Regions from separate parts of the Homo sapiens genome. Here regions 2, 3, 4 and 5 are each linked to region 1. Evidence: chromatin contacts called from ENCODE Hi-C or POLR2A ChIA-PET data. All regions are on one chromosome and are shown on one strand. The core of a region is the stretch at or near the end of the contact, and the rest is flanking DNA. Distances in the headings are between cores, read along the strand shown.

Evidence for each region. A loop is a pair of places that touch in the nucleus more often than their neighbours do. ChIA-PET counts read pairs that join two places held with the same protein, here RNA polymerase II (POLR2A). Pooled maps may share reads with other maps.
Region 2: a loop to region 1 is called in a map of ascending aorta, with 5 times the contacts of the local background. The contact joins the promoter of FAM177A1 here to the promoter of STRN3 in region 1. A Hi-C loop is called at or near these places in 1 of 168 maps with a recorded cell type or tissue (ascending aorta) and 10 of 50 pooled maps. POLR2A ChIA-PET finds 5 or more read pairs at or near these places in 1 of 52 experiments (MCF 10A).
Region 3: a map of CD8-positive, alpha-beta T cell shows a loop between it and region 1 (8-fold over the local background). The contact joins the promoter of PSMA6 here to the promoter of STRN3 in region 1. A Hi-C loop is called at or near these places in 2 of 168 maps with a recorded cell type or tissue (CD8-positive, alpha-beta T cell and naive thymus-derived CD4-positive, alpha-beta T cell) and 7 of 50 pooled maps.
Region 4: a map of naive thymus-derived CD4-positive, alpha-beta T cell shows a loop between it and region 1 (30-fold over the local background). The contact joins the promoter of PRORP here to the promoter of STRN3 in region 1. A Hi-C loop is called at or near these places in 1 of 168 maps with a recorded cell type or tissue (naive thymus-derived CD4-positive, alpha-beta T cell) and 11 of 50 pooled maps.
Region 5: a map of B cell shows a loop between it and region 1 (6-fold over the local background). The contact joins the promoter of SRP54-AS1 here to the promoter of STRN3 in region 1. A Hi-C loop is called at or near these places in 3 of 168 maps with a recorded cell type or tissue (B cell, CD8-positive, alpha-beta T cell and naive thymus-derived CD4-positive, alpha-beta T cell), 1 of 37 single-sample maps with no recorded cell type and 10 of 50 pooled maps.

What each region holds. Positions count from the first base shown.
Region 1 is chr14:31,025,068-31,027,767 of GRCh38, forward strand. STRN3 (striatin 3) reads right to left here and starts at 1,312. Exons shown (of 18, transcript NM_001083893.2): 1 at 837-1,312. The coding sequence starts at 1,118. AP4S1 (adaptor related protein complex 4 subunit sigma 1) reads left to right here and starts at 582. Exons shown (of 6, transcript NM_001128126.3): 1 at 582-720. RefSeq lists enhancers at 261-360, 431-540, 1,651-1,810 and silencers at 530-711, 851-1,110, 1,201-1,520.
Region 2 is chr14:35,044,822-35,047,521 of GRCh38, forward strand. FAM177A1 (family with sequence similarity 177 member A1) reads left to right here and starts at 1,451. Exons shown (of 5, transcript NM_173607.5): 1 at 1,451-1,807. The coding sequence starts at 1,643. RefSeq lists enhancers at 971-1,170, 1,891-2,160, 2,261-2,320 and a silencer at 1,291-1,640.
Region 3 is chr14:35,291,015-35,293,714 of GRCh38, forward strand. It overlaps PSMA6 (proteasome 20S subunit alpha 6), which reads left to right and starts at 1,368. Exons shown (of 7, transcript NM_002791.3): 1 at 1,368-1,538. The coding sequence starts at 1,463. All of the region lies in intron 9 of PRORP-PSMA6 (PRORP-PSMA6 readthrough), which reads left to right. RefSeq lists enhancers at 1,069-1,655, 1,372-1,451, 1,572-1,691, 1,772-1,831.
Region 4 is chr14:35,121,301-35,124,000 of GRCh38, forward strand. PRORP (protein only RNase P catalytic subunit) reads left to right here and starts at 1,252. Exons shown (of 8, transcript NM_014672.4): 1 at 1,252-1,335; 2 at 1,652-2,700. The coding sequence starts at 1,946. It overlaps PPP2R3C (protein phosphatase 2 regulatory subunit B''gamma), which reads right to left and starts at 690. Exons shown (of 13, transcript NM_017917.4): 1 at 602-690. The coding sequence starts at 659. PRORP-PSMA6 (PRORP-PSMA6 readthrough) reads left to right here and starts at 539. Exons shown (of 15, transcript NR_182666.1): 1 at 539-752; 2 at 1,652-2,700. RefSeq lists enhancers at 1-1,093, 313-1,232, 476-605, 1,146-1,225, 1,233-2,152 and 1 more.
Region 5 is chr14:34,981,189-34,983,888 of GRCh38, forward strand. It overlaps SRP54-AS1 (SRP54 antisense RNA 1), which reads right to left and starts at 1,378. Exons shown (of 5, transcript NR_151701.1): 1 at 1,236-1,378. It overlaps SRP54 (signal recognition particle 54), which reads left to right and starts at 1,804. Exons shown (of 16, transcript NM_003136.4): 1 at 1,804-2,027. RefSeq lists a silencer at 1-69 and enhancers at 955-1,004, 1,123-1,824, 1,215-1,304, 1,485-1,984, 2,015-2,274.

The DNA.
Region 1 (2,700 bases), core at 62-2,561:
TAACATGATATAACTACGTTTCACTTCAAGGGAATATTAAATCTCTTCAGTCGTTTCATAAATACAGCATCGATCGTCTGGTTTGGTTTTTTTATAGATAAAGAAACGGATGGGGGAAAGGAGATCTAGTGGAGAGTACTGTAAAAAGAAAAATTCAGTGCTGAAAGCGTTGATGAGTCACTAAGTAAGGAATAACTACAGAGAATCCAAGTGAGTAAGGCAGCATCTCAGGTGAGAAAGTACTTAAAGTTGACGATGGGAAATAAAACTTCACAGGTCAGTCCCAAGTCACTGTGCACCCTAGCAGCCCAGGAAAGAAGCGTGGCTGTCAAGGGGCAAGCGCGTACCAAGTCTGAGGGAGGGGGCCAGATACGCCAAATCGGAAAGGGGGGTGGTCCGGAAAAGGGGGGTAAGATGCCTATCCTAGTCCCTCTCTTCGGGCTCTTCATCTCAAGAGGAACAAACAAGAGCAAACTCAGTGTTGAGAGGCCCCAAACCGGACTCTCCCACAGAGAGGTGCTCGGTCCCAAGCCCCGGAGGCCCGGGAAGGCCGCCTCCGGAGGAGCCCCCGCAGACGCCATACTAAAAGCCAAAATGGCTGCCCCGAGGAGGCCCGCACCGCGTAGCCAGTGAAGGTTGGGGAGCAAGCTTATGCGGGAAAGAGGGAGGGGGACTCCAGGAAAAGCCGTTGAGAGGACCATCACAACCTGAGCAGCACAGGTAGGTTCCGCTCGGCCTCCCAAGGCGCCGGCTCCGGCTGAGTGGAGTCCCCAGCCCCACCCCCCGGCCGGGAACCCAGCCGCCGCAGCTCCCGCACACCGACCCCAACGAGGTACCTGCAGTTCGGCCCGTTCCACCTCCCAGTGCGCCCGCTCCATCTCGAACCGAGCCCACTCGTGCTGGATGTAGTGCAGTATCCCCGGGATAGTGTACTGCTGCGGCCGGGACAGCTCGGGGCCTGCCGCGGGACCCGCTCCCTCGGAGGCCGGAGGACCCCCGCCGCCCGCCGCTCCGTTCCCCCCGGGCGAAAGGCCCAGGTTCCCCCCAGGTCCCTGCTGCTGCCGGGGAGGGGCCGCCATCCCCGGGCCGCCACCACCGCCTCCGGCAAGCTCGTCCATTGTGTGTGGGGCCCCGGCCGGGGCGCAGGGCGAGACGCCGACAGCTGGGGGAAGGGCCGGAGAGGGTGGCCCCGCGCTGGCTGCGGGGCGGAGGCCGGCCGGGAGAGGGGCGGGGAAGGGGTCGTTGCTGTGTGCCTGCCGTGGGTCAGAGCAGGGAGCTGCCGGCTGCCGCCATTACAATCCCTCCTCCATCTGCCCGTCTCACTCACTCACTTTAGGGGAAGGGGGGGCCTCGGCGGGAGGGGTGGGGGGAGAGTTGGGAAGGGGATAGGCGGAGGGCCGTCACTAGCGCACAGCATGCTGGGTAGCGAACGCAGCCTCACGCTTAATCGCCAAATAGAGTCCGGCCTCACCCTACGCCGGCGCACTGAGAACGCAGCCCGGGTCGCCGTTAGAGGGCGGGGAAAGAGCTCGGGCTCCGCCCCTAGGCCCGCCCTCAGACCCGATCCGGTGTCTGGCCGCAGCTACCGGACACCTGGGCTCCGACTCTGACTTTTGGAAGCGAGGCGGCCTTAGGCTTCCTGGTTATCAGTTTCCTTTTAGCAGGCCGTCCCCGGGCGCTGTTTCCTTCCCAGGGGTCTCTCACCCGTGTCCCGGCTTTCTGAGCTGGTTGTTAACCTGGCTGGTCGCTCTGGCCGACCGCATCCCGTCTCGGATTCCTGACGTTTCTTTTTCATTCTTTGAGTGTTTCAGGCAGTCCCAAGGGTGGGCCCTCTTTCCCTTCCTGTCACTCGCTCTGCCTCTGGTTTCTTAGAACCAGTCAGTTCTCTGCTGGCAAATAGCCAAGATCCTCCGGCTGTGGTTACTGATTCCTCGTCTCTGTCTTGAGCCTGGGCTTTGGTCCCATTTCTATGCGCTCGGTCGCCCGTCGTAACTTATTCCACTTTGCGTCCCCTCTTCTTTCCTTTTCTGGAATGGGTTGTGGGGGGGTTGGGAGAGGGGGAGGAGCGATTTTTTTTTTCTTGGGAGAAGAAGAGGTAGTGAATTCCTTTAGATCTTGACGATGATGGGTAGAGGGAGAGAAGTTTGAAGGAGACTGGCTAGACTAACAATTTGATACGGTAGAAATGAATGGGCTCACAAATATTGTCATCAATAGACTATTTTGATCGAAACAGAAAATAAAAGCACTGTGAGTACAACTTAAAATCCTAGATGAATGTTCTCCTGGGTCATTAAATGTTTAAGTGAATATGGCCGGGCGCGGCTGCTCAAGCCTGTAATCCCAGCACTTTGGGAAGCCGAGGTGGGCGATCACTTGAGGCCAGGAGTTCGAGACCAGCTTGGCCAACATTGTGAAACCCCATTTCTACTAAAAATACAAAAATTAGCCGGGCATGGTGGCGCACACCTGTAGTCCCAGCTCCTGGGGAGGCTGAGGCACGAGAATTGCTTGAGCCCAGGAGGCTGAGGTTGCAGAGAGCCGAGATCGCACCACTGCACTCCAGCCTGGGCGACAAAGCGAGACTCCGTGTCGGCAAAAAATTTAAAAAGTTTGAGGAATGTAACATATACATAAGAGACAAGGCTAATATTTTAAGTACAATAGTGGGTACTTTTATGTGCTTAGTTTCCTAGAAAA
Region 2 (2,700 bases), core at 201-2,700, 4.0 Mb after region 1:
TGTTGCAGTGCGCCAAGATTGCGCCATTGCACTCCAGCGTGGGTGAGACCCCATCTCAAAAAAAAAAAAAAAGAAAAAAAAGAAAAAGAAAATTGTAATTTGATATTTAATTGCCACTTTGGAAAATAAAATCATGCATTTATAAATATCCCACAAAGTTTTAGTAATAAAGATTGTTGATTGCCCTGCTTGCCAGTAAGAAGGAAGAGATTTTGAATACATATAATGCAGAACTGTGTTGTTTATGAATGCCAATTCATGAAGTCTTAACAATTGGTTCTTTATTTTTGTTTTCAATTTATGGCCGAGTTTGGTTTTGCTGTTTTGGACTGTCTCAACTCCCTGCTGATGCCACCATACAGAGTCAGATCAGGTACTAACTTGTTTACTTCAGCAGCAACCTAACTTGATTTTATTACCAGGATAGAGAGCAATATGGATTTCCAACTAGTTTTTAAGGCGTAGATGGTTTTCAAATGATTATTTGTTTTTTAAAGTTTTTGGTTTTGTTTTTAGGTTCCAGTTATACATAGAATAGGAAGTGTACAATAACATTAGGCAGAGGGTAAGGAGAAGAACTTTGGCACAGAAGAGAAAGGAATATTTAATATTTGGGCCTGCTGTTGCTATGATGAAAAACATTTACAAGGTCATACAACTTTAGGGAGCATTTCTGAATTGAGACTAGTATGAAAATGGAATTTAAAGTATCAAATGAAGCCTCCCATAGCCAAAATAATGTATGTTTTGGTTTTGCCCCCTACATATTTGTGAAAACTTTCATGCTAAAACAACAATATACCATTTACCTGCAGAACCTCAGACTTGTTTGATGTTGAAGTCATGCAGTAATTGCATGATTTTTTACTTTCGTTGAACATTGCGAAAGACGGAAAAAATCTGGGACGCCCCCTCTAACATACGCACACGACTTTAAGACACAGATAAAACATTCCTTACATTTGTCAAGATGGAAGCTTACTACTGCCCTTTGCTCTCCTTCAGGTCTTTTCACTTAACACTTTCTACAGTTATACTTAAGTATTTCAGACAAGAGTAAGCAAATATCACGCCTGGGGTTCTTCTTTCGAGGGTATTTTGGCTGGACTGTCACCCACGTTTGGAATGGAAAGTGCAGCACGAGCCGTACATTTTACATTTTTCAGCAACCACATCCCATCACTAGCCTTTGAAGTACAACGACACAGCTGTCTTCATTTTACAAGTGCAAAAACCGAGGTCCTGCGGGGTGACTGCCCCAGACGCCGCTGGTGACGGGCTGCGCCGAGGTCGAGACGCCAGGCTTCAGGTACACGTACCAGAAATGACGTCACAGGCGGTGCCAGGCGGGGATCCACGAGCTCTGGATGCTTGCTTGGCCGGAAGCGACGCCCCGCAAGGACCCGCCCCGCCCCGCCCCGCCCCGCGCGAGCCGGTAGTTGCGCCTCCCAGACTGCAGTTGGCCAGCTCTCGGGGTGCGGAGCCCGGCGGGCTAGGCGAGGCGCGGGCTGGCCCCGCCCCTCAGGCCGGCGAGTCCCCTTCTCAGAGACTTGGCTAGGCGCGGCGCGAGGCGGGCGCTGGGCGGGTGAGTCCCACTTCCCGACAGCCTGGCTCGGCCAGCGACTGGGCGGGGAGACCAAGGATGGAAGTGGGCTTACCGGCCATTACCCTCTTTCTCACCAGCGCCAGCAGCCCTGTGGTGGCGACGACGATGGACCAGGAGCCAGTGGGCGGTGTGGAACGAGGAGAAGCCGTCGCAGCCTCGGGAGCTGCGGCCGCCGCGGCATTCGGGGAATCTGCAGGGCAGGTAGGTGGGGCCGCCGAGGCTGACGTCCGGGGAGCCGAGCCGCCTCCTTGCCTTCTCCGCGGGCCGCTCTTTTAGCCTGCGCGGCCGTCCTCCGAGCAGGCCGCCCCAGCTTTGGAGTTCCTCCTCACTGCACCCCTGTTTCTGCTCACTGAGACCAGCTTGTGGGAAGGAGCGCCCCCCGCCTCACTCACCAACCCCTTGGCTGGCAGCACAGCAGACTCTGGGGCGGCCTCGGGTTCCTGGGGTGATAGTCCAGCTTCTGGTCTACCAGAGGAAGAAGAAAGGCGTGTCCCCCAAAGGCTGTCCTTGCAGTAGCTGGAAGCCAGGTGAGGGCGGCTTCAACCACTTCTCAGTCTCTTCTGGTGCGAGCGCCTGCCTGGGCATCTGCCCTTTGCTTGGCATATGCCAAACGTTTACCAGCTTTAATTCACTGGATCCTTACAGTAACCGCTCGAGGTGGGTGTTAGCCCCATTTCACCGCCGAGGCAACTAAGGCTCCGAGCTGCGCTGTCCAACATAAATAGAATGCAAGCTGCATTGAAAATTGTAATTTAAAATTTTCCAGTAGGCACGTTTTAAAAAAGTGAAACCGATATTAATTTTAATAGCATATCTTATTTAACCTAATTTATCAAAACAATTTCAACCTAAAATTACTATGAAAGTTATTAATGAAGTATTTGCATTCTCTTTTGGAGTCTTTTCTAAGTCTTTTAAATCCTGGGTGCATTTTACACGCATAGCATATCGCAGTTCTGGCTGACCACATTTCAAGTGCGCATTAGCCACATGTGGCTAGTGGTTACTGTATTGGACAGCGCTGGTTTAGAGAGTTAACGTTTCTTGCAACTTTTCAGTATTAGACAAAAAGACACTTTGGGAGGCCAAGGCGG
Region 3 (2,700 bases), core at 118-2,617, 4.3 Mb after region 1:
TAGATCTTCCTCTGTCGCCCAGGCTGGAGTGCAGTGGCGTGATCATAGCTCACTGCAACCTGGATCTCCTGGGCTCAAGCCATCCTCCCACCTTAGCCCCCCGAGTAGCTGGGACTACTGGCGCGCGCCACCACGCACAGCTAATTTTATTTTTTGTAGAGACGGGGCCTTCCTATGTTGGCCAGGCTGGAGTTAGGCTTTCTTTCTTTTTTTTTTTTTTTGAGACGGAGTCTCGCTCTGTCGCCCAGGCTGGAGTGCAGTGGCATGATCTCGGCTCACTGCAAGCTCCGCCTCTCCGGTTCACGCCGTTCTCCTGCCTCAGCCTCCCAAGTATATGGGACTACAGGCGCCCGCCACCACGCCTGGCTAATTTTTTTTGTATTTTTTAGTAGAGACGGGGTTTCACCGTGTTAGCCAGGATGGTCTCAATCTCCTGACCTCGTGATCCGCCCGCCTTGGTCTCCCAAAGTGCTGGGATTACAGGCGTGAGCCACCGCGCCCGGCCTCCGCTTTCAAGACTAAAAATTGCCTGGGCACTGTGGCTCAAGCCTGTAATCCCAGCACTCTGGGAGGCCGAGGAAGGTGGATCACTTGGGCTCAGGAGTTCGAGAGCTGCCTGACCAACATGGCGAAACCCCGCCTCTACTAAAAATACAAAATTAGCCGGTCCTGGTGGCACACGCCTATAATCCCAGCTACTCGGGAGGATGAGGCAGGAGAATCGCTTGAACTCAGGAGGGGGAGGTTGCAGTCAGCCGAGATCGCGCCATTGCACTCCAGCCTGGGCAACAAGGGCGAAACTCTGTCTCAAAAAAAAAAAAAAAAAAAAAAAAGACTAAAAATTGTCGGGGCTGCTGGCCAAAAGAAGATCTTGCCTGGCTGTCAGAAAATAATGTTCTTTCCAGCGGCTGCTTGAACCCGCTTCCTTCAGTGCCTAAATTTAACGGCTGCAGCTGCAGCTGCAACCTGTTTCCCCCGTAATAGGAATGAAAGTGGAGGATAAAAGAGGTTAGGAAGAAGGCAAGCCAGCAGTCTGACCAGACACAGGATGCATGTAAGAGACTTGTTAATTACACGTTCTATTTAGGTCACACTGATAGGCAAATCGCTATTCTGGGCCCCCAGGAAGCCTTTTCGTCCTTGCTATAGTCAATTCATTCTCCAGATGAAAGCCTGAAAGCGCCACGACCCAAGTTTCACGTCTATCCACTCAAGAGGCCTGCTTGGCGCAGGCGCATACCTTCAAAGGCCTCCCGCCCTCACTCCACCACCCCCTTAGGGGGCGGGGCCTCAGAGCTCAGTGCTCGAACTGGCTCCAGAGCCGTGAGTTCGGCATGCAAGAGCGGAAGAAACGCGGCTGGTACCCCGGAAGCAGTCGCTGCAACTTCCGGGAGGTGCTTGTGTGCCTGGTGCGGGAGCTACGGGGCCCAGGGATTGTGTTTAAAGTAGTGCTTCTACCAACATGTCCCGTGGTTCCAGCGCCGGTTTTGACCGCCACATTACCATTTTTTCACCCGAGGGTCGGCTCTACCAAGTAGGTGAGTGAACCAGGTTCGCCTGTGGGCCACCTGAATTGCCCTGTCATGGTACGTGCCTGGAGCGAGCAGACGCGGCCCGGGTTTAGTCTGGGGCCGAAGCTGGGCTGGAGCTGGGAAGGGAGAACGGCTGAAGCTGGATTGAGCTCTGTGGTGTTTGCACCCCCGTCTGGACGCAGGGATCGGGGGCCTGAAGGCCTGTCTCTGCAGGGCGAGCGGCCACACTGCGTAGACCCAATGGAGAGTTAAGGAAGATAGGGCTGTAATGCCTGACTCCGGCTTCGTGAGGCCCCTTCAGTTATTGTATTCTGTCCTGGCCAGGCACAAGGTCTGTTTCTAAAGGGTAATTGATTCCTTAACGTCTCAACTAAAATGCCTCCTCTCCGTTTTCCTTTGTTTGCAGCATGGACTTCTGTGGTTAATTCCACACAGGCACTCGAAGCCTGCTATATACCAGACACTGCTAGTCCTAGGAGATACAAATGTGAATGTTACACCCTCTTCTATACTGAAGCTCACAGCTTAGAGTGACAGATACGTTAAACAAACGGATAAAAAAAATTAAAAGTGCCAATTTACAAATATCTACAGAGTTCAAGACATCTTTGGGAATCTGATAGAATGAGTGACTCAATTCTAGAGCTGCTCTTGAGATTGGCATCCCCTTTTTACCCACATCTGTTTGAATGCTCCTGTAATTTAAATGCCGATTCTGAGTTGTAGATGAGGTACTGTGTACTAGTTTACTGAAGAACACCTGTAGTGGAAAGAAACTATCAGTTACTCGGAATAGTAATGTATTGCGCTGAAACGGTGTCAAGGTTTAGGTTATGATTATAAGCCAGACCCTTGATCTCTTACCATAGAGAATTTAGTGTCAGGAGGGCTTGATTTACATCTGGTCCGTGATGGTTTTATTTTTGAATGAGTTTAGTGGCTCCGTGTCTTGCACAGTAATATAATCATCTGTGCTTGGAATCATAAGGAGAGAGTTGGTCTGTAAATGAGGTTCTCTTCACCTGTAAATTTTAGAAATAGAGTTAAAGATAACTTGGAATGAAACTGCTCAGTGTATTACTGCATAGTGTATATAATGTAGCAAGAAACATCTTGTTGGATAATTCAGTAGCCCTTTTAATTTATCCCCAATTGAAAAACATGATTA
Region 4 (2,700 bases), core at 2-2,501, 4.1 Mb after region 1:
CGGGAGGCAGAGGTTGCAGTGAGCGGAGATGCTGCCACTGCACTCCAGCCAGCCTGGGCGACAGAGCAAGAGACTCCGTCTCAAAAAAAAAAGTGAGACAACTCACCAAGGTTCTGTTTTTCTCCAGCCACTTTCAACAGCCCTTAGTGCGGGTGTGGAATAGGAAAGGTAGATTTAACGAGGTTAGTTAATAAGCAATGTGAAGGAGAAAAATAAAAGGAAAAATGGATTATGAAATATAAAATGGATTACGAGGGAAGCAAAAAGCGTGACAGTAAAAAGGCAGGAGGACAATTATAGGTCCTGGTGGGGTTCAGGCGTTGTTGGAGCCGGGGTTCCAAGTTATTCTTCACAAGTTTAGATTAAGACCATGGAAGTCAGTGACTAAAGCTAAGTTTTTCGTTCCTCTAGATTCTGCCCCAGGAAAGTTTGGGTCAAACCTATCGGGATCCTTAAACCACATTCCACTCCGCCTCCTTTGTCGGGAGGTTTCACAGAAGCGGAAAAGGCGGCTCCCCCTTGCTCCTCCTCCCCACCTCCCCCCTACCTCTAGGAGTTTAGGGCCGGGCCATCCCAACGGGCTGCCCCTCCCAAAACTCACTGTTTGGACAGGTGTTGGGCGTCGCTAGGCGCCGACGAAGAACTTCTTTCCAGTCCATGGCCGACTTCCGCGCAGCAGCTTCTGCATTTGCTGTTTCCTACCTGCTCCACCCCTACCAGCTCAGGCGTCAGCACCGCCAGGCCCCGTAAAGGTTAGGAAGGCCGTCCAACCACCATCTTGATCGAGGGCGGAAGTCTTGGCTAAAGAGGCAAAAACAATTACTGTCACTGCCGCGGAGAATACCGCTACCACGCTGACTGGGGGAAAAAACTATGAAAGAGATGGAAAATGGTTCTCCTTCAGAGGCGACCCAAGCTCACCAAGCCGGATTTTAAAGGCCACGATAAGCCCGCGTTTTCCTTTATCGTGTGCCTTTGGCGCGTGCGCACCACGTGACCCAGGAGTTCATTAGTTCCGGCTTGAGGGAAGCGCCTTCTTTCACAATTTCTTTTCATTGTTCATTGCGGATATCTGGAAGCCTTCCAGGTCCCCTGAATGTAGTAGACACTTCAGCAGCCGTCTCCTACCCCTTTTGCCACTAAATGCTTCAAAACTGCCTTTTTTCCTCGCCGCCGGGCCAGGCGGAACGCCTAAGTCCGGGTCAGTCTCGTCCGTCGGTCGGGGCTGGCGCGGTGCATCGTGGGCACTGTAGTTTCCGCCGCGTTTATGGCCGCGTTAAGTCTGAGTGCCGCTTTGAGTTGTTGAATGAAGTGAACTTCATTTGTCAGCGTTCGGTACGCAGTCTAGGCAGCGCCCTTCCTGTACCTCTCTTCCTTTCCTGAGTCGTTGGCGCAGCTGACTCGCCACCTCCTCCCTCCTCGTCCCCCCACCGGAGGAGTTTTGCGGTCTGTAGAGAGCTATGCAGGGTGAGGGCCCCTAGACTTCGGCTTTCGCCGCTGTTGGTGGTAGGCTGGAGTTGGGGGTCCCTGGATACGGTTTTGGCTTTACACCCCCTTTCCAGCAAGCTTCCCGTGGGAATCTGTTCCTTTTCAGGACAGCTGTGATCCACGTGAGTAAAACTGGGCGTTCCGTCTTGTGCTTTTTCCTCAGGTTCATGAACTGGAATGTAAGAGGCACCAGAGGATTCCTGCTCTGTCCCCTGGTTTGCGGCTTGCGACGTTGGACATCCCCGGATTGTTGTTTAATAGAGAAAACTCACCTGCCTTCTTGCTTTTAAGTAGCCCCAAAAGCAGAACCTTGATTTGTCTGTAAGGAAGAAACACAAACCTTTTAAAAAGTTCCACTTCGACTCTGCACCGCCGACCCCCAATCTCTTTAATTTTGCCATAGAAGAGGGGTTTTTTCAACATCTCTCTCACTATCTGGTGCTGATCTCACTGCATAATGACTTTCTATTTGTTTGGTATTCGAAGCTTTCCGAAGCTTTGGAAGAGCCCATACCTTGGGCTAGGCCCAGGGCACTCTTATGTCTCGCTGTTTCTGGCAGACCGCTGTGGCATCAGGAACCAGCAGAGGTTGTTTTCTCTTAAAACAATGTCTCCACAGAATACCAAAGCAACGAATCTGATTGCCAAGGCCAGATATCTCAGGAAAGATGAGGGCAGTAATAAGCAAGTTTATTCTGTTCCTCATTTTTTTTTAGCTGGAGCAGCTAAGGAGAGATCACAGATGAATTCTCAAACTGAAGATCATGCCTTGGCACCTGTGAGGAACACTATTCAACTCCCAACACAACCTTTGAATTCAGAGGAGTGGGATAAACTTAAGGAAGATTTAAAAGAAAACACCGGAAAGACCAGTTTCGAAAGTTGGATCATTTCACAGATGGCTGGCTGTCATAGCTCTATAGATGTGGCTAAATCTCTGCTGGCATGGGTAGCAGCCAAAAATAATGGTATTGTAAGTTACGATTTACTGGTCAAGTATTTGTATCTCTGTGTCTTTCATATGCAGACATCTGAAGTTATTGATGTCTTTGAAATTATGAAAGCCAGATATAAGACTTTAGAACCTAGAGGTTACAGTCTTCTCATCCGGGGATTGATCCATTCAGACAGATGGAGAGAAGCATTGTTGCTGTTAGAGGACATCAAAAAAGTTATAACTCCTTCAAAAAAGAACTATAATGACTGTATCCA
Region 5 (2,700 bases), core at 128-2,627, 4.0 Mb after region 1:
ACACACACACACACACACACACACACACACACACACACTCTCGCATACAGGCATAGGATAGTTTGCTATAGTTAACAAACATAAGAATATCCTATTTTCTTGAGCTTTCATCAGGCTTTACTTTGCCAGAATACATCTATCCCATTTTTCAGTAACTAGATCTAGCTACCACATTTCCTCAGTTTTAACGTGTGTGTTTAAAGAGACAGGGTCTTGCGTCGCTCAGGCTGGAGTGAAGCAGCGGGATCAAAGCTCACTGCAGCCTTTTTCTGTCTATAAATCTTCAACACTTGGCTGCGCTGCAATCTCTCTGAGCCTGCCCGATTCGTGAATCATTCTTTGCTCAAAATGTTAAATTTAACTTGGCTAAGGTTTTTCGTTTAACACTTCCTACTAACGCTACAGCCTAAAACCTCTCCTGCAAAATGCTTTTTCAGGTGGCAACGTACCAATTCTAACAAGTTTGTGGGAGTAATGGGGAGGAGGGCTAACCCTCTATTTTCTTTCAGAAAAAGGGTTAGGCACAAGGAGCTCTAAAGGCTTGTCCGAAGTCTGCTGAAAACTCACAAACCACTCAGAACCAGGTTTCCCACACCCAATTAATTCCAAGTGGTACTGTATCCGATTACCCCCATTTTCCAAGAGATAGTTTATTTTTTCCCCTCTTTTCCCCTCCCCACTACACTTTCCACTTAGCCCTTTTTGAACTGCAAAATAACCTCTCAACTCCCCTCACCAGACCATTCTCTACAGAGCAAATTCATCTACGAGATCCAAGACGCAACTCCCACCGCCAGGCGGTCGCCTCAGAAGGGTAAGCAGAAAGCATGCCCACTTGGCCACTTTTACAACTTATTTCTGCTCAGAAATGCACCAACTCAACTACCCGGTAGATAAGGCACCAGCTAGCAGAGACCTCTTGCTCATTTCCTCTTGTACCTTATAAAATGCCCGCTTTTTTGCTCCAAAGACGAAGCGGGCTGGCTTCAGAAATAAAATCCCTCTTCTTGTATACTAGGGCTCGCTCTTGTTAATTGGTGTCTACGTGTGGCGAGCAACTAACTCTCTTTTCCGTTAGAGCACTCAAAGCCCTGGTCAATCTACCCCCCAAGACAGCAGAGACCAGCACAACGATCCCAAGGAAGGCTGTTGGCTTCACCCCGCTTAAGTCCTCAAAGTCAGCGCCTGCAGCATATCCTTGCCCCCACCACCTGCCTCTAGCTCTGGTCACTTACACTTACGGTTAGTTCGCATCCACTGTAACAGCGCCTGGCGGTCGGCAGGAGCCACAGTGCGAAGCGGCCGCAGCATCACTGCCTGCCTCGCAGTGGGAAATTTTACCTTGCTGGAGCAAGCCGCGCAGGCACTGGCTGGCATTGCGCATGCGCAAGCAGAGACCGCCCCACCCTCCGCGGAACAAGCCTCCGGTCTGCAAAGCCCTAAGCCCCGCCCCTCTACGGAGGTCTCACGTGCGCCTGGGGATCCCTGCCTTCAGTCACACCTCTATCTCTCATCTTTCCGCTCTTAGCTGGGAGTGCTCCGCCTAGTCACTTTTCTTAAGGTGGCTCGTCGAGGCCTGACTTCTTCCCCGAAATCACGTCCCTAGACAGCCTCCTATTTTACCACTAACTTTACTCCTGCAGTTATTCAGCGGTAGGAAACTGAAACCAAAAACCAGTGTAAGCAAGTAAACATCTAAACTGTTTCAGGAGCCGCGTAGAAGGAACGCGGCGGTGTGCCCCGGAAGCGGAAGTAGATTCTCCTATAGAAAGGCTGGACTACGCGGAGTGGTGACGTTTCCTCATTGGGCGGAAGGTTCGCTGGCACTCCGTTGGTCTTCCAGCTGGTGGGAGTTGACGACGTGGTGCTGGGCGTTGGGACCCTACTTTATCTAGTTCGGGAAGTTGGGTTGTGGGGTCATACCTGTCTGTCTGCTCCCAGCTTTCTTGGGTTTCTTCCGACGGCGTGGGGCCTCGCTAAGGAATTCCCGGCCCCTCAGGGCCACGGCTTTAGCGGTGTCTTTTGCGGTAAGTGTCTGCTTTTTCCCGCCCCAGACTACGGAGGGGGAGCGAGGGGCAGCCCCAGCGCTGCTCAGGAGGCGAGAGACTCCGGGGGAAGTCGGCCTCCGTGGCCACCGGCCATCGTTACCGAGACTGAGTTTCTGTGGCTCTTTATCTCGTCTTCCATGAGAAGTTTTATTAAAGATGCGCTGTGCCCCTTTTGAGTTGTCTTCCGATTTACCTGAGCCAAATAAGATGTAGGCAGTTGCAGGCCTGAGTCTTCGTTTTGCTTTCCTGAGCAAGAATTTAGATGAAGCTACTTCCCCGAAAATCCTTTTACTTGTACGAGACTTTTATTTTTCCTATGTGTTTGTAGTGCTTAACACAATGTCCTGCGTGTAGTAGACGTTCAATAAACGAATATGGAATATCAGTTGAATGCCAATGATGATTTAAGATAGACTGATAGCTCTCTCTGTACCATTTGACGCTGCTGACCATCCATTTCTTGAAACTTTCCCCTGCTGCCTTTCTTCATGCTATCCTCACCTGATTCTTTCACATGCTTAATTTAACAAAATATATACTTGTTCTTGGCTACAAGGATACAGAAATGAATAACACTAACTCTGCCATTGAGAAGCTAACGCACATAAATACACATTATATCAAGATGGGTAATGAGAAACACTAGTTGCAT